7 separate regions of the Homo sapiens genome follow, and all the other regions are linked to region 1. A link is a contact called in ENCODE Hi-C or POLR2A ChIA-PET data. All regions are on one chromosome and are shown on one strand. The core of a region is the stretch at or near the end of the contact, and the rest is flanking DNA. Distances in the headings are between cores, read along the strand shown.

Region 1 (2,760 bases), core at 202-2,701:
AGCACCTGGCAAATTTTTATATTTTTAGTAGAGACGGGGTATCGCCATGTTGGCCATGCTGGTCTTGAACTCCTGACCTCGGGTGATCTGCCTGCCTCGGCCTCCCAGAGTGCTGGGTTTACAGGCGTGAGCCACCACGCTCGGCAAGATGGAGTTTCGCCATGTTGGCCAGGTTGGACTCGAACTCGAACTCAGTGGTTCCGAACAACTTGGCCTCCCAAAGCGCTGGGATTACAGGCATGAACCACCGCACCCCAGCCCAGCATTTGTCCCTTGGTGGACTGCTTTATTTCACTTAGCATAACGTCCTCAAGGTTCATCTATGTTGCAGCAGGTGTCAGAATTCCCTTCCTTTTAAAGGCTGAATAACATTGTGGTATACACCCCATTTTGTTTATCCGTTCATCTGTTGGTGTGTATTCAGGCTGTTTCTGCCTTCGGGCTGTTGTGAAGAATGCCGCTATCAACATGGGTGTGAGAATATCTGTTCAAGTCCCTGGCTATATTTAAATTCTTTTGGATATTTAGCCAGAAGTGGAATTACTGGATCATCTGGTAATTCTATTTTTGATTTTTTGAGGAACCACCAATACTATTTTTCACAGCAGCCGCAGCATTTTACACTCCCACCAGCAATGCACAAGGGTTCCATGAAATCACTAATTTTATAACATTTTTCCTGATTACATGTTCACTGTAGAACATTTAGAAAATGCAAGAAATAAAATTTAGAAAATTAAAATTCCCCTTATTCTACATACCGGGACATGACTTGAATTTTTATTATCCCCAACAAAGGGAAGAGAGCATTTTTTTGGGACGATTGCGTTGCTATAGTGCCGAGGCCTGCCCTGCCCGGACCTTATTCTCAAAGCCCCGCCGATCCCGCCGTCCCCGCGACCCCAAGCGTCAGCAAAGTTTATGCAGTTGAACTGGATTCTGAGTATATCTGTGGATAGTTCCTGGGAGAGTCGCAGATACGACACGGGGTTGTCACATTCTCTATGGGTCTGTTTCCTCATCTTTAAAAGCCATCTCTGCGTTGCTAAGGCAAAGCATAAAATGTTTGAGGAAAGCGACTTTTCTAGAAAGCACGTTCTACAAACACACCATCCACGTTCCAAACTGAGCTTCGGTGTTTTGACTGGAGGGCACCTGAGGACGTCAGTACGGTCCCGCAAAGACCAGCAACCAGATTGGCAAGCAGGGGGCAGGAGAATTTCCCGCCCCATCTCTTTAGTTGTCTATTGGTTGATTTTACCATCAGTCTCCCCTGTCCTCCTATCATCGCCGCTATATTTGTGTCTCGGTGCATACTCTCATTGGCCCTACCTGCAGTCGCTCTACGTAAGGGGCGTTCCAGAGTCAGCCACTGGGAGTCGCTGGATTCGGGTTTTAAAAAACGCCGGCCGTGAAGTGGGCGGAGCGAGCGATTTGAACGCGAGCGGCGCGGACTTCTGCCAAGCACCGGCTCATGTGAGGCTCGCGGCACAGCGTTCTCTGGGCTCCCCAGAAGCCAGCCTTTCGCTCCCGGACCCGGCAGCCCGAGCAGGAGCCGTGGGACCGGGCGCCAGCACCCTCTGCGGCGTGTCATGGGCCCGCGCCGCCGGAGCCGAAAGCCCGAGGCCCCGAGGAGGCGCAGCCCGAGCCCGACCCCGACCCCCGGCCCCTCCCGGCGGGGCCCCTCCTTAGGTAACCGGCCGCGGCCCCATCTCGAAGAGGAGAAAACCGAGGCTCGCAGGCGGAGCCCGGATCTCCCGAGTCCCGATCCCGTGGCACTTCCCTGTTGGGGGACAACGCGGTTCCGCCGTCCGGCATCCGCTCCGGGCACGGGCGGTGCCAGCCCTGCGAGGGGCTGGAGCAGGCGGTTCCGAAAGCGGGAAGGGACCGGCTTAGCCACTTGGCTCCTAACGCCGTCTTCTTGTTAGGACTAGTGGTTACCCAGCGCCCACCGCCCACCGCCAACCAGGCATTGCCTCCCACTGTTCGTGCGTTATCTCAGCTTCATATTGTGCCCATTTTACAGCTAATGAGAAAGCCGAGGCACAGGCCAGAGAGCTTGAGCAGAGTCACACAACTTGGTGTTCTGGCGGACACGGGATTTCCAATCCTCTGTGTTTGTGCATTTTTAAATTGCAAAAGTATTGACTGCTTTCGGTGACGATTTCAAACAGGAGTCCTCTTAGGAGGTGTCTTTCAGGGGTTTTTTTTCCCTTCCGGGAGAGGCTGTTAGGCCTTGAACCGAGGCCCTCTGCGCTGCTCACTCTGTTGCCTTCCAGAGCTTGTGTCCGGGAAAAGGGGCCGAAGTCTGTGTCTTAATTGTCTATGGTGGGCTGGTGGATGGGAGACCCAACGGCAGGAGGAGGCAGATGCCTGTATGGTACATGGTGGCAACAGCTGCTTTACTTATCTCTTAACTCTTGCTACGTAGCTATGAGGAAGATGGGAAGTGTATTGTAGTTTATTTGTTTCATTGCTTTTTGTAGAGACTGGGTCTCCCTGTGTTACCCAGGCTGGTCTCAAACTCCTGGCCTCAAGTGATCCTCCTGCCTGGGCCTCCCAAAGTGCTGGGATTGCAGGCATGAGCCACTGTGCCTACAGGCTTTTTTGGGTTTTTTGTTTTGTTTTGGAGACGGAGTCAGGCTTTGTCGCCCAGGCTGGAGTGCAGTGGCGCGATCTCCGCTCACGGCAAGCTCCGCCTCCTGGGTTCACGCCCTTCTCCTGCCTCAGCCTCCCGAGTAGCTGGGACTACAGGCGCCT
Region 2 (2,700 bases), core at 3-2,502, 700 kb after region 1:
AGTGATCCTCCCACCTTGGCCTCCCAAATTGCTGGGATTACAGGTGTGAGCCACTGGGCCTGGCCAGACATCTTATTCTTATTAGCTTTGTATTATTCTGTCCTTTGAATTTTGAATGTCCTTTCCTCTTGTCTATCAATTTTTCACACTGCTTTTCAGTTTACAATGCTCTTTTGTGTATATTACTCTATATAACTCTTCCCCAAGTCCCCTAAAGTTGCTATTAGTACTCATGTTTTTTCAAATGAAGAAGTTGGTGAGTGCTCCGAGACATTGTATAATAAAGGCTAAAGTTAGAGATATCAGGTCATTTGTTTAAAGTACTGGTGGCCAGTCTGGGCAACATGGGGAAACCTCGTCTCTACAAAAAACAAAAACAAAAACAAACAAAGAAACAAAAAATTACCCGGGCGTGCTAGCGCACGTCTGTAATCCCAGCTACTTGGGAGGCTATGGCAGGAAAATCCCTTGAACCCGGGAGGCGGAGGTTGCAGTGAGATCGAGCCACTGCACTCCAGCCTGGGCAACAGAGCAAAACTCTGTCTCAAATAGTTAAATAAAGTAGTGGTTGACCTGAAATAAGGACAAGGTAAGAAATTTTAAAAAGAAAATAAGAAAGTAGTGGTGGAGCTAGGACTTAAATTCTGGTGTGCTAACTCCAAAGCCCACCCTTTCTTCACCATGTTTCAGGGCTCCTCCCCTAGTGCCCAGCCTCTCCTGAATCAGAATACACGGTTCGGTCTTTGCACTCCCCCTTCAGGGCTTGCACCTAAGGCGCTTATTTAATTATGGGCACATGCATACTCGCTGCTTACATGTGCACCTCACCCTCTAATACGAGCCTCCTGAAGGGAGGGACATAAGTCGGGTGGTTTGGGATTCCTACGAACCCCAGCATGGGGCCTGTACACAACTGATGTGAATGAAATGTAAGGAAAGCTACAAGTCCTTAGCCCTGCATCTCGCCTCCTGGACGCTGTATCGACAGGCCAAGATCCAGATCATCGCTATATCCCTTACAGCCTTCTGCACACAGTAGGAGGTCAACATCATTAAACTTCAGTTCCCCCACTTTTCTTGGAACATAAAGCATAAGGGGGAGGGACTGGCACGCAATTCCTCACCTGAGGGCTCAGCAGGGTCCTCAGGTGCTTCAAGTGCATGACGCACACCTGTCTTTCAGATGCTCCTAGACAGCGACAACTCCCGTGGTTACCTGGACAACCCGCCACGCAGCCGCAGCGACAGGCACTGACGCTTATGCGACCGGAGCGCAACACGCGTCGCAAGGTCACACGTAACTTTGCGGCGAAGCAAACAGAACGTGCGCAAGCGCGGTGAGATCTAGGGCGGGCCCTTGAGAGGGCTTCATGAATGTTCTCCTTGACCAATCCCGTCGCCGCATGCAAACTCAAGACCAAGCCCCGCCCACAAGCCTTCAGCCAGCCCCAGGTCCTACGTCATAGCGGTCCGTCTCGCTCTTCGATGTACCTGACTTTCTGAGTGCACTCTCTTAATCCTCACAACTCTGGAGGGAAGCAGGGCGGTTTCCATGATAGGCCTTCTGCAGTTGACGGAATTGTACCCAAATAGGTTACATGATTTGCACGGGATCGCAAGGCTAATAACGATAGCTAACGATGAATACTCAGTATGTGTCTGCCAGGTACTGTGTAAAGTATTGTACGTGCATTTATATCATTTAATCCCAAAACCACCTTTTGAAGGGGATAGCGTTATTATTAGTCTCATTTTACATAACAGGAGACTCAGGGCACTTGCTCAAACTAACACAGCCAGCGAAGGACTTGGAACTGGAGTTCAACCCAGAGTTAGTAGCTTTAAACAGCTTTTATGTTCCTTCTCAACTCCTAGCTCGCTCTCTCCATGCCACGATACTATAACCTGTCACATTCCCATCCCAATAAATGACATTTATTCTCAGAATCTGGAAGATGAGTGTTTTGGAACTAGCTGCCAAAGAAACGTAAGGTACCCTACTTCCTAATTGGGTAATGGTGGGTTAAAGACTGCTGTTTACATTGGAATGTTTTTATGGTTCAGTTTGTTGTTGTTGTTGTTTTGAGACAGAGTTTCACTCTTGTTGCCCAGGCTGGACTGCAATGGCGCGATCTTGGCTCACTGCAACCTCTGCCTCCCGGGTTCAAGAGATTCTCCTGCCTCAGCCTCCCAAGTAGCTGGGATTACAGGCATGTGCCACCACGCCCGACCAATTTTGTATTTTTAGTAGAGACAGGGTTTCTCCATGTTGGTCAGGCTGGTCTCAAACTCCCGACCTCAGGTGATTTGCCCGCCTTGGCCTCCCAAAATGCTGGGATTACAGGCGTGAGCCACCGTTCTCGGCCTGTGGTTCAGTTTTGAGGGCAGACCTGACTTGGCTCACCCGATAGGTTGTCTTGTGATACCTGGGGTTAGAGATTGGTTAAGTAGAAAAGAGACTGACTTGTTGATCTTTGGAGTCCCGTTCAGAATTTTTGGCCTATCTTCTAACATACCAGAGAGATTGAAATGCAGAAAGGAGTTATTCATAAGCCTGCTCTGAAATGATCCAAAGTTGGGAAGATCTGTAACTCTCCAGGAAGTGTAACATATGCTCTCCAGACAGACTGTGGGTCCAGAAGCCTTCCCCCACAGTGGTTTGCAAGTGTCAACAGGTGTTTGTCTCATGGCCACCAACCA
Region 3 (2,700 bases), core at 59-2,558, 800 kb after region 1:
CCGCTCGGAGGAGCCATCGCAGTCCCTCAGAGAGAAGCCATCACAGTCCCTCTGAGAGAAGCCATCACAGTCCCTCTGAGAGAAGACATCACAGTCCCTCTGAGAGAAGCCATTGCAGTCCCTCTGAGAGAAGCCATTGCAGTCCCTCTGAGAGAAGACATCGCAGTCCCTCTGAGAGAAGACATCACAGTCCCTCAGAGAAAAGCCATCACAGTCCCTCTGAGAGAAGCCATCACAGTCCCTCTGAGAGAAGACGTCACAGTCCCTTGGAGAGGAGCCGTCACAGTCTCTTGGAGAGGAGCCATCGCAGTCCCTCTGAGAGGAGATCTCACAGGTCCTTTGAGAGGAGCCATCGTAGGATTTCTGAGAGAAGTCACAGTCCCTCAGAGAAGAGCCACCTCAGTCCCTTGGAAAGAAGCCGTTGCAGTCCCTCTGAGAGGAGAGGACACAGTTCCTCTGGGAAAACCTGTCACAGTCCCTCTGAGAGAAGCCATCGCAGTCCCTCCGGGATGAGGCAAGGGAGGACCTCTGAGAGGAGCCATCGCAGTTCCTGTGAGAGAACCCGTCACAGTCCCTCTGAGATGAGGCCAGGGAGGCCCTCTGGGAGGAACCATTGCAGTCCCTCTGAGAGGAGCCGACGCAGTCCCCTTAAGGAGGGACTCAAGTACAGTTTCCCTGGAGAGAGGCCCAGCCATAGTTTGTCTAGAGATTTCAAGAATCAAACAACTCTCCTCGGGACCACACATAAAAATCCCAAAGCAGGGCAAGTGTGGAGGCCTGAAGCTACTCGATGAGGCGAGGTCCGCCCCTATTATTCATTGTCCTAAGTCTTCATCGTGCTGCCCTTTCCAGGCTTCTTTCCTGCTCAGCCACTGCCTCCAATTCCTGCGCCCCCAGCGTGGAAAGGCTTCCATTTCTCTCTACCGGGGGGGAGGCGGGTGAGAATGGGTCTGTAATTTCTCTAAGATGAATAAAGGGGCAGTAAATGATCTTCCTGTGCATCTGGACTGAGACCACTGGGCGGGTGGATGGGGAAGGCAGGCTGGAGGGACACGAGGAGTTGTGCAAAGATTCGGAATGAGAGCCAGGGGTTTTGAGGCCCAGCCGAGGCTCCAAGCTCCGCCCCTTCACTCCAGACCCCACCCATAGGTTCCCGGGTCCCGCGTCGCGATCCCAGTGGGGCGGGGTCTCAGAGGAATCGGAGGGTGACTCATCACGTGACTCGCTCCGGCCGCAGCCCCCTCGGAAGCTGCTAGGCGGAAGTAGAAGTTCAGAAGAGGGCTAGGCGGAGCCGAGCCCACATCCGGGAGAGGAGAGCGGAAGTGGCGTTGGTCTGGCCGGAGCCCTTGGGTGAAATTGTTAGGCGTGGAGAGGGAGTGATGTCTTCCAGACTCGGTGCTGTACCCGCCGTGAGTTTCTTGGTTTGACCGTTATGCTTTAGAGGTAGCGCTGTCGAGCCCGGAACACGCGGTCCCTCGCTTTTGTCCCATGCTGAGTTGGTTTTATCAGAGGCCATCGTAGGCCCCACCCTTCTAGATCAGATCACCTGTCCCTTTTTCTTTACCCACGTTCTGCTGCCTGTTCCCCACCTCCTTGGATTTAATTCCTCGCCACATTACCATTAGTTTCTATTCCTTTTACATCCCCAATGTCTCTCATATCCGTTGTCTTTTCTTTTGGCCTCCCTTTTAGAGCCTGGGACAGGGCTTTGAGAATGGGGGAAGACGAAGGCTCTGGTATTGTTACCCGCCTTTGCACTGCTGGAAGATAGGACAGCATATTTTTCCTAAAAGGTGTTGCCTTCTTGTGTTTGAGGTGGTTTCCCCGGGAGAACTTCATTTCTTCTGGGCATAGGGGAATTCGTCTTTTTGTGGTCGAGGTTCAGAGGTCCCTAGCACTCACTCGTGTGCTTGTGATTTGCTAGACTTCGGGACCCACAACCTTTAAGCAGCAGAGGAGCACGAGGATCGTGGGAGCTAAGAAGTAAGTGAGGTTTTCTAAGGTCCTTTTATGATTGTGTCACCAGCGCTGACCAGTAGAACTTCTTCCTGTGATGAAAATGTTCTGTATCTGCATTGTCCAGTATCATAGCCACTAACCCGGTGTGGATTTTGAGCAGTTGAAATGTGGCTAGTGCAACTGAGGGACTGAATTTTAAATTTTATTTGCCAAGTGAGTGAGGTTTTTCTAAGGTTCTTTTGTGATTTTGTGGCCAGCGCTGTCCAGTGGAACTTCTTGTGACGAAAATGTTCTGTATCTGCACTGTCTAGTATCATAGCTACTAGCCCCGTACGCCTTTTGAGCGCTTGAAATGTGGCTAGTGCGACTGAGGGATTGAATTTTAAATTTTATTTAATTTTAACTAACGTTAAATAGCCACCTGTAGCTCGTGGCTATCGGATTGGACAGTGTAGGTCTAAGTCTAGTGTGTGGGAGAAAAACCTAGCTTGCAAAAAAAAAGTACAAATTGTAATAAAAATGGAACCAAAGACTCAGTGGTAATTCTGTATTTCTCCAGACATGAAATTCGTGCTCATAAATACACTGATGAACTTGGGATGGATGATAAAAATGGCCGTAAGAAATCCTTGTATTTTTAAACTACTTGTCTGTAAGACTGGTTTATTATTTAGTACACTGAAGGTGCTTAGTTTTTCCATGGTTAATACAAAAGAAAACATTCTTGTTAACTAGACATTA
Region 4 (2,700 bases), core at 80-2,579, 620 kb after region 1:
TCGCTGTTACCTGAAGCCCACCCGGTAGGTGGAGAAACCCTCAATACCAGACAGAGTATTTCCCTGGCCCTTTTGCCTAGACTTCAGAATGCTCTTCACAAAGCCACGGTTAACCCGTCTTCCTCCCTTTCCTCCCTACCGCAGTTTTCCCTCTTCTCTTTTGTAGTTTCACATCAAGTTTTACCTAATACTACTACTTTCCCCCCAATATTTTTCTTTTCCCCTTTTGTCCAGAGTAAAATTTTCTAGAAAAGCCCTTTGTAGGTAGGTTGTGATGAAAAAAATTGATGAAATGACTTACAATCAAAGAAACTATAAACTACAATTACAGGCAAATGAGAATTACTGATTAAGTTTTAGAGAAATCCTAAGAGAGAAAGAAAACGAAGCATAATAAAAAGGAAAACCTAGGGACTGACATAATTCAAGTTTTCCGAAGTTAGTAAAAGGCCCTGAAAAGAGTGCAAATGAGTGACAACTCCTGGAGGTCGGGTCCAGCCTCTGAAATTAACATGCAAGAGCCCAAGGCCAGGCAACCAAAATGTGAAACAGACTCTGCCCGGGGTTCCTTTCACTGTCAAACTCCTAGCCAAAAGAGGCTTCCCACATCAGATATTTTAAATATTAAAATTTAAAAAGTTATTCACATCTATTCACCTCTCCCTTGAAAAACAAATGAATAAATAGCCCCTATTTGCGTCTTTACTCCCACACTAAACCTCACACCGTTGATGAGCCTGGAGGGCTAGGTTGGCACGAGAGGATGGCGCCAAAGCTCGGGGAGAGGGCGGTCAGTGGGCGGAAGGTGCCTCTTCCCACATGGCCGAGCCCTCGCCGCCACTGGCCACCGGCACACGGTCCCCAAGCATCGGGAGCTCCCTCTCGGCCCTGACCCCGCGGTCTCTGTCGCCCCGCAAACGGCCGCTGCGGCCGCAGGCTCCCAATTGGGACCCTTCCCAGGGGAGGACCCCATCCCCCGCTCTCTTTCTCCGTCAGATTCCCGCCCCGCAGCGGCCAGCCTATGGGCCCCTGCCTCCTCACCTCCATGGAGACGCGCCAGCCTTGCATGGCGGAGAAGCCGTAGGGCAGCGGCAGGCGCGGGGCGCCGACCCCGTCCCCGGAGCACTTCACCGTGTTGGGCTGGGAGAGGTAGGCACCCATGGCGGCGGCTGGCCGGCGGCCTCAGGTGCAGGAAAGCTGGGCGCGACCCGTGCCGGAGCCGAAGCCCCGGGGGTGCGCGCGGCAGGAGCAGGCCCCGCGGCGCGACCGACGCAAGGTGCCGGTGAAAGGCGCGAGGCCGGCCAGGAGGCGGTAACGGGACGGGAGCTGTGAGGGAGCGGAAGCGGAAACGGCGCCGCTCCAGACCCCGCCCGGCCTGCGCGGCGGGGCCAGGCGCTGCGGGCAGTCATTTCCTTAGCAACTCGCCCCGCCCGCAGGGACAACGGCCCGCCCAACGGCCGCTCCCGCGAGACTAGCGCGACCACGCCCACCAACGGCCGCCGTCCTACTCCGCTTCCTCGCGCAGGTGGCAGGTCGCCTCTGGCAGAACCTCTTCCTTCGTTCCCAGTCCCCAGCCTCTTGGCGTTTTGTCTGACGCCTCTTTTGTGTCGGACTCGACGCTTTCAGCCCGTCCTCCAGTGTTTTCATCCCCCTCTCCCCAACGTTGCACTCTCAGACTCCGCAAACCCCGCCCGATTTGGTTCAATTAAAGTTGACCAGTATTTGTTCCGAGCTTAGGAAGTACTTGGCCAGGCCATGCGAGGCCTATATGAGAAGAATGTGAGTCTTTTCTGAAAGCGAAGACCTCGATCTGTGATATAATTCGAGTTAATACAATGTAGAAATGTTTGGTACAGCCTATTCTGGGTGGGAAAAGCTCAAGGATGGGAGGAGGAGCTGTTTCTTGGAGGATTGAAAGGATGTAGGCTCTCAGAGAGGATGCCTCTGGATTGCATTATGCCACAGGAAAAGGGAATAATGTTATAAGGTTTGGAGGAGTGAGGGAAGAATGTGAACTGCATTTGGGGAGGATTTCTGAGGAAGCTGGCTGGACTCGGAGAATGATTGTAAGTGGTAATATTAACTAGCTAGCTTGATAAAAAGAAGCGCCAAGATGAGTGACTTGGACTTCATTGTCGTCCTGGTGTAACCTTTGGCATCGTTTGTCTAGTCTTTGTATGCAGTGTACATTGGAGGGAGAGAGTCTGGGGCACTGTTGTGTTGTTGTTTTTTGTTTGTTTTTGAGACAGAGTCTCGCTCTGTCGCCCAGGCTACAAGCTCCGCCTCCCGGGTTCACGCCATTCTCCTGCCTCAGCCTCCCGAGTAGCTGGGACTACAGGCGCCCGCCACCACGCCTGGCTAATTTTTTGTATTTTTAGTAGAGACGAGGTTTCACCGTGTTAGCCAGGATGGTCTCCATCTCCTGACCTCGTGATCCGCCCGCCTCGGCCTCCCAAAGTGTTGGGATTACAGGCGTGAGCCACCGCACCCCGCCTACTATTGTTTTTTTTTTAAGACAGAGTTTCGCTCTTGTTGCCCAGGCTGCAGTGCAGTGGCGCTATCTTGGCTCACTGCAACCTCCGCCTCCCAGGTTCAAGCGATTCTCCTGCCTCAGCCTCCCGAGTAGCTAGGATTCCACGCCTGGCTAATTTTTGTATTTTTAGTAGAGACGGGGTTTCACCATGTTGGCCAGGCTGGTCT
Region 5 (2,758 bases), core at 124-2,623, 960 kb before region 1:
TCGAGACCAGCCTGACCAACATGGAGAAATCCCATGGAGAAACCCCGTCTCTACTAAAAACACAAAATTAGCCGGGCATGGAGGCACATGCCCATAATCCCAGCTACTCAGGAGGCTGAGGCAGGAGAACAGCTTGAACCCGGGAGATGGAGGTTGCAGTGAGCCAAGATCGCGCCACTGCACTCCAGTCTGGGCAACAAGAGCAAGACTCCGTCTCAAAAAGAAAAAATCAAAAAAATAAATAAATAGCCAGGTGTGGTGGTGTGTTCCCATAGTCCCAACTACTCCAGAAGCTGAGATGAGAGGATCCCTTGTGCCCAGGAGTTCAAGGCTGCAGTGAGCTATGACTGTACCACTGCACTCCAGCCTGGGTGACAGAGCAAGACCCTGTCAGGAAAGAAAGAAAAAGGGGAAAGGGAAAGGAAAGGAGGGAAAAAAAAAAAGGAAAATGAGGTGGAATTTGGAGTTTATGGCATGTAAACTACACCTCAATAAAGTTGTTTTTAAAAAAATATGCGGGGCTGGGCGTGGTGGCTCACGCCTATAATCCCAGCACTTTGGGAGGCCACAGCGAGCAGATCACTCGAGGTCAGGAGTTGGAAACCAGCCTGACCAACATGGTGAACCACCGTTGAAACATGAGCCACTGCCTGGCCTGTTCCCATATTTTCTATGAACACGTATATATTCTCCCAGGGTCCCAGGGTCAAATAAAACAAAATGTATCCAGAAAACAAAGCACTTGATCACTTGACTAACCAAAGGAAAAGAAAACCATTCCAAAACAAACACCATAAATATCCACTTATCAAATAAGAAGCAGCAAGAAAATGAAAACACTGGGGCAACTTATGTCTCTCTGCTTTATTTAGAGTGTTCATCTTTCTGCTGTTTCTGGACCTGCACTATGATGGACGGACACTAATGAATGGATTCAATATGGCACAAACTGATCTACCATGTAAAGAGTACAATAATGCCACTGACACTCCTAGAACAACTCCTGCTTATGATGCAATGAGTTGCAAGTAATTCAGGTTATCTGGCGAACTAAAGATTTAATGGACTGAATCTCACTGGCAAGAAGCCTATCAACATTAATACTAAAAATTGAGTTGGCGAGAAGAATTCATCTTCCACCTTCACACAGAAATTTTGAAAGCCCAAAAATGATAATAAAAGGTAAAAGAAACTTGTAGATAATAAAAGGTAAAAGTAACTCTTTACTCTGCAAGGTTTTCTCTACATAAAAATTTAACAGTAAGTCCTCGGGCCCCTTTTCCTACACTTTTCTCTTCTCCCCGACCGGAGGGGCCGCTCTTTCTGCGCGGTGCATTCTGGGGACCGAGGTGGAGCCCGCCGCTGCCGCCATCGCCTGAGGGAAGCGAGAAGAGGCCGCGACCGGGAGAAAACGCAGAGTCGTCACCGGAGAGAAGTCGACTCCCTAGCAGCAGTCGACGCCAGAGGGCCGCCCACCTGTTCGCCCGTCCCCCTGCCCTGTTCACAATGCAGCCTGCTTCTGCAAAGTGGTACTATCGAAGGGACTATGTCTTCACTGAATTCTGTGAACACAGTAAGGATGTTCATGTAAATTTTGAAAAATCCAAACTTAACATTCAGTTGTCTCAGAGGAAGTGATAATTTTAAGTATTTAAATGAAGTTGATCTTTTTCACAGTATTGATCCTAATGATTCCAAGCATAAAAAAAACGGACAGATCAATTGTATGTTGTTTACGAAAAGGAGAATCTGGCCAGTCATAGCCAAGGTTAACAAAAGGAAGGGCAAAACTCAATTGGCTTAGTGTGGACTTCAGTAATTGGAAACACTGGGAAGATGGTTCAGATGAAGACAGGTCTAATTTTGATCGTTTCTCTGAGATGATGAACAACATGGGTGGTGAAGAGGATGCAGATTGACCAGAAGTAGATGGAGCAGGTGATGATTCACAAGACAGCGATGATGAAAAAATGCCAGATCGGGAGTAAGGAATACTGTCATCACCTGGATTTTGGGAAAGAAAAATAACTTCTCTGCAAGATTTCACAATTGAGAGAATTCCTAAGTTGACAGCTCTAAAGGCAGATGCTGTATTTGCCTACTTTGACCCATTTTTCAGCCTGCTTGTTTTTTTAAAAGGCTTCACTAAGGGTTGATATGTACCATTGTATGGGGCAATTTTAAGTCAGCTAAGGCAATAACCTTATGCATGAACATTTCCTAGATTTTCATGAAGCTGTTGAGTGAGGTCCTAGGCAATTGATGCAGCAGTTGTGATAAATAAAAACATCTCACCACCTAAGTCTCCTTTTCTTCATAACATAGATACTGACATGATAGGAAGCTCTCAGCTTACGGAAAGAGAACTAAATTTTAGATTATAGAACATGGATTCAAAAATGGCTGGAACAAATTGGCTGACACCTTACTGGTAACCTGCTATTCCTCTGGTGTTATCCTTCAGGATTGTTCCAAGTTTATTTTTCAAAATATTTACTTCACATTATTCTATATAAGTGATTACTTGTCAGTATTCACATGTATCTTAGCTAAAACTAGAGAATGCCCTAATTTAGATGGTTTTTGAAGCCTGTATATTTGGTATTGTTTGACCCTTAGGTGTTTTTACATCTCTTAGCACGGAAGATGAAGAAAGCTGTACATTGTTGTTTGTTTAAGAGTCTGTACATTTAGACCAGATTTGTATCTGCACTGTCAGTATGGCAAATGAGTGAAAAACGTTTAATACAGTATTGGA
Region 6 (2,700 bases), core at 48-2,547, 910 kb before region 1:
GGGTGAACACCTCTCACTTTCCACTATTAAAATGCTGCCGTTTAATGCCCTATTACTTTTCTGCTGCACCCTCAACGATGTATGAACTTCACTATCTCCTGCCATTTCATTTCTGCATACAACATGCTTTTAATTTTTTCTTCTTAAAATATGGTAAAAGTTCTCACTAATCCTCAATATTCCACTTTTTAAAATCTACCTCTAAATTTCGTCATAACACAATTAGGGGGAAAATTGTTTTGCCCACTAATTACAACTTCATTAGGGCACCATCCCTTTGGCTAGGGTAACGTGAAGGCCGGGTAAACTACACGTCCCACCATGCATTGCTGCCTTGTTCAGAGTAGGTCTCTACGGAAACAGGAAAAAAAAAAATTCTACAAGTCCCACCTGTTACTTCGTTTCTAAACACCTCCTGCACTTTCGGCTCCAACACCAAACAAAAACAAAAGCCTCGTGATCTCTCGTCTGCTCCGGGAGCCAGACAAACAGGGGGCCCGGGGTCACAGGCACGTCCGCTGTAACGGGTAAATTCTATCCAGCTCCAGCGCTCCCCTCTCCTTTCCGGGGCTGGATGCACGCACAAGCCTTCTCCTATCTGCATCCAATGGGGGCTCTCCAGCCGCACAAGGGAGAAGAACCGGTTACCGTGCAAGCACCACAGACTTCCCCGTGCCGGGGCGAGGGCTACCACAGAGCGGAGGTGATATCGGCTCGACCCCAAAAGACAGCCTCAAAACACTGAGAGGACTCGCCGCAGACGCCGAGGGACGCCACGGCCCCGCGGCTATCACGTTCCGCCGGGCGCCTCCATTCCCACAGGGATCGCAACCCCGACACTAACCGCCGCCCTCTCCGCGCGGTTTTGTGCCCCTTCAGCCGGGTCCCTGGGCCAGTGACCTCCCTTTCCCTGCGACTGGCGGGCGACAAGGGAACAAAATCCTCCCGGCCTTCCCCTTCGCTCCCTCCCCCTTACCGTCTTGGCGGCCTCCGCCCAGGTCCTGCCCTTCTTCCTACGTCCCTTTTCCCTCATGTCGGGTCTTGAACTGACTGGGAGGCTCCCGTGTCCGGGCTCCGGCCGCCCTCCCTGCCTGCTCTGCCCTGCGCTGCTTTTCCCGCGGTGCCGGGAAAGGTGGGAGAAAAGGGAAGTCAGACCGGGGGGGCACCCAAGCAGAGGAAGCGGCGGGGGTGGTGCGCGGGGGGGTCTATGGGGCGGCCGGTCCTCTTGCTGCCGTTGCCACTGCTACCGCCGCTGCCATATTGGGTTCTTACTGTACAGGCTGCCGCTACGGTCATGTGACCGCTCCCGCGCGGCCGTCACTACTGTACGCAGCCGGCCGCGCGAACGAGCGCGGGCGCGCCCCCGCCTCCCAAGCCCGGCCGCTGAGCTATCGAGCCGGCGGTCTGCGGTACCTCGCCACGCCCCCGCCCTTCCGGTCTCCGCCTCTCCGCAGGAGCATGCGCGCCAAGGAGGCCCCGGCAGTAGCTGTAGTCTGACGCCTGGCGCTCACACCTACAGCGAATATCTGCCTGCGGAAGCGGAACCTGTGCCATCCGGGAAAGCTTACTGAGCGGATCCCGCCTCTTGCGAGGCGCTGCACAGGCTGTGTAGACCTGGGGAGCTGAACTCTTCCCTCAGTGGGTGGCTCTGCCAACTATCACTTTAGATCAGCCCTGCGTTTGTGTTTTCTCATTTATTTGCATTTTTACAGAGGTTATCTTTTTGAAGATAGGCAACAATTCTCGTCTGCCTATTAACCCCATTCGATAGGCGAAGCAACTGAGATTGAGTGACTTGCCAAGCTCATAAGTCTGGGATGTAGAGAAACCAAAAATCAAATTGCCAGCTCAGAGCCCTTTCCATCTCCCCAGAATGCCTCAAACTTAGGTGACTTTGTTTTTAAGGCCACCAGTAACTGCATCCATGCTTTTACATGTGAAGCTACTCATCAATGACAGAAATGGTGTCTTCTTTATTTCGGTGAGCTCAGTCCCTAGCATAGTGCCTGTACATATCAGGCGCCCAGTAAATATTTGCTGAATGATTCACCTATTTCTGTGGTCAGAGACCATTATTTGTAGTATCCGTAACAGCTTTCTGAAAGATCCAGAATGTGGCATCTTCTCTTACATCATCTACACCTTGATACCTTGCAAAGTAAGAAGAATGTAGTAACAACTGCTGATCTCCCAAATCCACCTGCTTCCAGAAGCTGCTTCCAAACAATCCAGTAAACTTACTATAGTGTGAAATAGGACTGAGGATTGGATTGCCTCTTGGGAGGAAAGACAGGTGAGAGCAATACTTAAAGTTTATGGATGCGTTTCAGAAATTCATGGACTCCCTAAAATTATGAACTATATTTTGTGTGTTATATGTGAATTTTTTAAGAGGATTCATAACTTTTCCTCCATTTTTCAAAAAGGATCTGTTGTGCAAAAAAAAAAGAGAAAAAGATATTAAAGGGAGTTTGAGAGGCCATCTAGAAGTATCTAGATACTTCCTTATATTTCCGTTCAGTCATGGATCAAACAGCCTATTTCAGCAATTGATATGGATATATTTTCCCAAATGTCTTTGGTAATTCATAGCCTTATGCATTACACAGGTAGTATGTACCACCTCCCTCCAAAGCTTATGTCTGTAGTCTAAGAAGGCCTTCTCGCCAGGTGCGGTGGCTCACGCCTGTAATCCCAGCA
Region 7 (2,700 bases), core at 190-2,689, 640 kb after region 1:
AGATTTTAAAAAGGGTGTTTGAGCCCCCCTCTTCCAAAGATAGAAGAATCAAGGAAGAAAGGGTAAAACATACATACATATATATATATATATATATATATATATATATATATATATATATTTTTTTTTTTTTTTTTTTTTTTTTTTTTTTGAGACGGATTCTCACACTCTGTTGCCCAGGCTGGAGCGTAGTCGTGCAGTCTTGGCCTACTGCAACCTCTGCCTCCTGGGCTCAAGTGATCTTCCCGCCTCAGCCTCCCAAGCAGCTTGAGAGAACAGACATGTGCTACCTCGCCCGGCTAATTTTTGTATTTTTAGTAGAGACGGAGTTTTACTACATTGAGCAGGCTGGTCTCGAACTCCTGACCTCAAGTGATCCGCCCACCTCGGCCTCCCAAAGTGCTGGGCGTGAGCCACCGCGCCCGGCCGAAAGATTGGTTTTAAAAACGAGTATTTTGAGATGATGAGAAAACGAGAGGGTTTCTGCCAGTTGTCCTTTCTCCCAGTGAAACAGGATTAGAGATTCTCTTTAATGACAGTAAAATTTGGTGATTGTGACATTTCCAAGTTCTGTTGATTGATTCATCATCTTCCCTCCATCATACACGTCTAAGGGCAGAGTGAACTTCCATCCTGAAGGCTCCGCGCTTAGTTTTCGCAGATTAATAGCTCACCAAGAATTTATCATCTTTTCTTTCCACTAACTCGAAACCAATCTAAATTCTTTCCAAACATCTTCTCAACGTAGTCTCCTTTGATGAAATTTACTGTTTCGGATTCTAGACTTGGCTCTTACCAACTTAACTTTCGGTTAATAGCTTAATACCTCTGATTCAGGTTTTTGCATTTGTCAACTACCATTGAATGATAATTTCAATGAGTTCGTTCTTATGAGGATCAAATGAAATAACATCTGTGAAAACCTCTTACAAAGTTTAAGCAAATAGTGCTAAGCAATCACCAAGCGTTAACTACTAATTTTCAGTGTTAGGTAAATTTTAAAAGCTTTCCGGAGAATTGGCGTCCTGCACACCAGTCTCGTTCCAAAATAATGCAGGCGGGGGCTGGGGTGGGGGCGCTCCTCTCGGACTGAGGCTATGTCTTTCGCTCCTTTTGTCTTTTCCAGGCATTAGAACTGTCATGGCGCCTTCAAGAAGAGGTAGGAGGCCCTCTCTGCGTCCAGCAGAACCATCTGGGGCACCTGGACCGGGCGGTGGGGTGGACAGAGAGACGAGCCCCAGCTGGGACCGAAAACATCGACCCCTCCGAGAGGTCTCGGCCGGACCGGCGCAAGGGGAGGAGAGCGGGTGGAAGCCCACCCCAGCGAACGCCCGAGGGCCGGGCCCCGCCCACCCAGAACGTCACCCAATGGAAACCTGCCGGCGGTGCGGCACCGCCCATCGTTGGTCCGGGCGCCGCGAGGGCGGGGCCCGCAGTTCGGTTGCGCTGCGGAGCGCAGCTGTGAGGGAGTCGCTGTGATCCGGGGCCCCGGAACCCGAGCTGGAGCTGAAGCGCAGGCTGCGGGGCGCGGAGTCGGGAGGTGAGCGCCCAGGGAAAAGAGGGCCCGGGAGGGAGGGGTTCGCGAGAGGACGGAAGGATCGGCCTCCGAGGCCCGGGACGGTGGGACCCGCCAGTCGGGTGCTGAAGGCGGCCCTGCTCACTCAGTAGCCCAGGCCCGATCGGGCCCTGCCTGCTGGAGCCGAGGGGCCGCTTCGGCCCCGCAGTCGCTGCTTAGCCCTCCCTGGCGTCTCTGGCTTGGCGGCGGCGCCCCGGGATTCTGCGGGCGCGGGTCGGGAGGCCCTGGCGTTCGCTTGGAACTCCGGCTGCGAGAGGCGGGGCCCGGCGGGTGGGGGCGGGGGCGGGGGCGGCGGTCGCGGCCCGGCGGCCTGCGGAAGCTCGGCGGCCTGGCCTGGCCTGCTCGCGGGGAGGTGCGCAGACTGCGCGGGGGCGTGGCCTGCGCCCCTGACTGCGCTGTCGGTCCGGCCTTTGATGAGGTGGCCGCCGCTGGCTCCCTGGGCCCCAGCCTGGTTCCCGCGCGGGCCGCGGCTGCCTTCCAGACGCAGGGCATGCGACCTGTTGGAGTGTGAAATTCTAGGGGCCGGGTTCCTCCCCAGAGCGGTTTTATTTCCGACTGGACTGTGCTGCGGGTCTCAGAGGCCCTCTGGTCCGTTCAGGGTGAGGACAGCTGAGAGGCCTGGGCCCGTGAGCTCTTGCAGAGGAGTTGACACGCAGAGGGGCTGCTGTCCAATAAACGAAAGTGTCGGGGAAAAACTTTGCAGGGCGATCTGCATTACTCCAAAGTGAACACACTGCATGTCTCAGGGTGGCTGGAGGCGGCGAGAATCCCCTTATGGGAGTATATGAGCTTTTCCATGTGTTATCTCTTTAAAACCTCTCAGCGGCTCCGAGACAAAACTCCCAGTGTCGCAGAGGTTTCTTCATCAATAGGAGTAGTGCTGGAGAATCTTGGGCACTGCCCTCATTTTGCCTGCGAAGGAAAAATTAGGAAGGGATAAAAAGTCACAAAAATTAGGAAGGTGGGGGGGATAAGCAAATTCCAAGGGCATCTATCTCTGATGAAGGGTTGGTGTCTCCTGTGGTGCCCTACTGTGGATTAGTTATTTGTGTCCTCGGTCCAGAAGTTTCTCTGGAGCCCATTGGCTACAGCTTTCCTGTATTAGAATTCTACTGTTATTTCCT

The links. Hi-C counts contacts between places; a loop is a spot of excess contacts on that map. ChIA-PET counts read pairs that join two places held with the same protein, here RNA polymerase II (POLR2A). Pooled maps may share reads with other maps.
Region 2: a map of B cell shows a loop between it and region 1 (30-fold over the local background). The contact joins the promoter of IFT172 here to the promoter of CENPA in region 1. A Hi-C loop is called at or near these places in 1 of 168 maps with a recorded cell type or tissue (B cell) and 11 of 50 pooled maps. POLR2A ChIA-PET finds 5 or more read pairs at or near these places in 1 of 52 experiments (activated CD4-positive, alpha-beta T cell).
Region 3: a map with no recorded cell type shows a loop between it and region 1 (16-fold over the local background). The contact joins the promoter of ZNF512 here to the promoter of CENPA in region 1. A Hi-C loop is called at or near these places in 2 of 37 single-sample maps with no recorded cell type and 6 of 50 pooled maps. POLR2A ChIA-PET finds 5 or more read pairs at or near these places in 1 of 52 experiments (activated CD4-positive, alpha-beta T cell).
Region 4: a loop to region 1 is called in a pooled map, with 21 times the contacts of the local background. The contact joins the promoter of PPM1G here to the promoter of CENPA in region 1. A Hi-C loop is called at or near these places in 2 of 37 single-sample maps with no recorded cell type and 11 of 50 pooled maps. POLR2A ChIA-PET finds 5 or more read pairs at or near these places in 3 of 52 experiments (A673, CD4-positive, alpha-beta T cell and activated naive CD4-positive, alpha-beta T cell).
Region 5: a loop to region 1 is called in a pooled map, with 4 times the contacts of the local background. The contact joins the enhancer-like site here to the promoter of CENPA in region 1. A Hi-C loop is called at or near these places in 1 of 50 pooled maps. POLR2A ChIA-PET finds 5 or more read pairs at or near these places in 2 of 52 experiments (BJ and activated CD4-positive, alpha-beta T cell).
Region 6: a loop to region 1 is called in a map of B cell, with 12 times the contacts of the local background. The contact joins the promoter of ASXL2 here to the promoter of CENPA in region 1. A Hi-C loop is called at or near these places in 2 of 168 maps with a recorded cell type or tissue (B cell and CD14-positive monocyte), 4 of 37 single-sample maps with no recorded cell type and 12 of 50 pooled maps. POLR2A ChIA-PET finds 5 or more read pairs at or near these places in 2 of 52 experiments (T-cell and activated T-cell).
Region 7: a pooled map shows a loop between it and region 1 (10-fold over the local background). The contact joins the promoter of NRBP1 here to the promoter of CENPA in region 1. A Hi-C loop is called at or near these places in 1 of 37 single-sample maps with no recorded cell type and 9 of 50 pooled maps. POLR2A ChIA-PET finds 5 or more read pairs at or near these places in 2 of 52 experiments (A673 and CD4-positive, alpha-beta T cell).

What each region holds. Positions count from the first base shown.
Region 1 is chr2:26,784,605-26,787,364 of GRCh38, forward strand. It overlaps CENPA (centromere protein A), which reads left to right and starts at 1,452. Exons shown (of 5, transcript NM_001809.4): 1 at 1,452-1,692. The coding sequence starts at 1,593. RefSeq lists enhancers at 1-622, 884-983, 2,074-2,123, 2,184-2,233 and a silencer at 1,634-1,743.
Region 2 is chr2:27,488,491-27,491,190 of GRCh38, forward strand. It overlaps IFT172 (intraflagellar transport 172), which reads right to left and starts at 1,253. Exons shown (of 48, transcript NM_015662.3): 1 at 1,125-1,253. The coding sequence starts at 1,163.
Region 3 is chr2:27,581,734-27,584,433 of GRCh38, forward strand. It overlaps ZNF512 (zinc finger protein 512), which reads left to right and starts at 1,309. Exons shown (of 14, transcript NM_032434.4): 1 at 1,309-1,409; 2 at 1,925-1,983. The coding sequence starts at 1,380. SPATA31H1 (SPATA31 subfamily H member 1) reads left to right here. Exons shown (of 5, transcript NM_032266.5): 5 at 1-989. The coding sequence ends at 794. RefSeq lists an enhancer at 1,107-1,556.
Region 4 is chr2:27,408,262-27,410,961 of GRCh38, forward strand. It overlaps PPM1G (protein phosphatase, Mg2+/Mn2+ dependent 1G), which reads right to left and starts at 1,330. Exons shown (of 10, transcript NM_177983.3): 1 at 1,042-1,330. The coding sequence starts at 1,161. RefSeq lists silencers at 811-890, 911-960, 1,031-1,220, 1,311-1,500.
Region 5 is chr2:25,820,963-25,823,720 of GRCh38, forward strand. All of the region lies in intron 3 of ASXL2 (ASXL transcriptional regulator 2), which reads right to left. It also overlaps the pseudogene PTGES3P2. Among named protein-coding and RNA genes, the nearest start is that of ASXL2, 56 kb to the right of the region's middle. RefSeq lists an enhancer at 1,412-1,471. Within about 2 kb of position 1,374, at least 15 of the 41 ENCODE cell types and tissues checked have a DNase peak (open chromatin) inside an H3K27ac peak, as active enhancers do.
Region 6 is chr2:25,877,190-25,879,889 of GRCh38, forward strand. ASXL2 (ASXL transcriptional regulator 2) reads right to left here and starts at 1,298. Exons shown (of 13, transcript NM_018263.6): 1 at 977-1,298. The coding sequence starts at 1,033. RefSeq lists an enhancer at 358-407 and a silencer at 1,318-1,477.
Region 7 is chr2:27,427,192-27,429,891 of GRCh38, forward strand. It overlaps NRBP1 (nuclear receptor binding protein 1), which reads left to right and starts at 1,440. Exons shown (of 18, transcript NM_013392.4): 1 at 1,440-1,540. RefSeq lists a silencer at 1,808-1,957.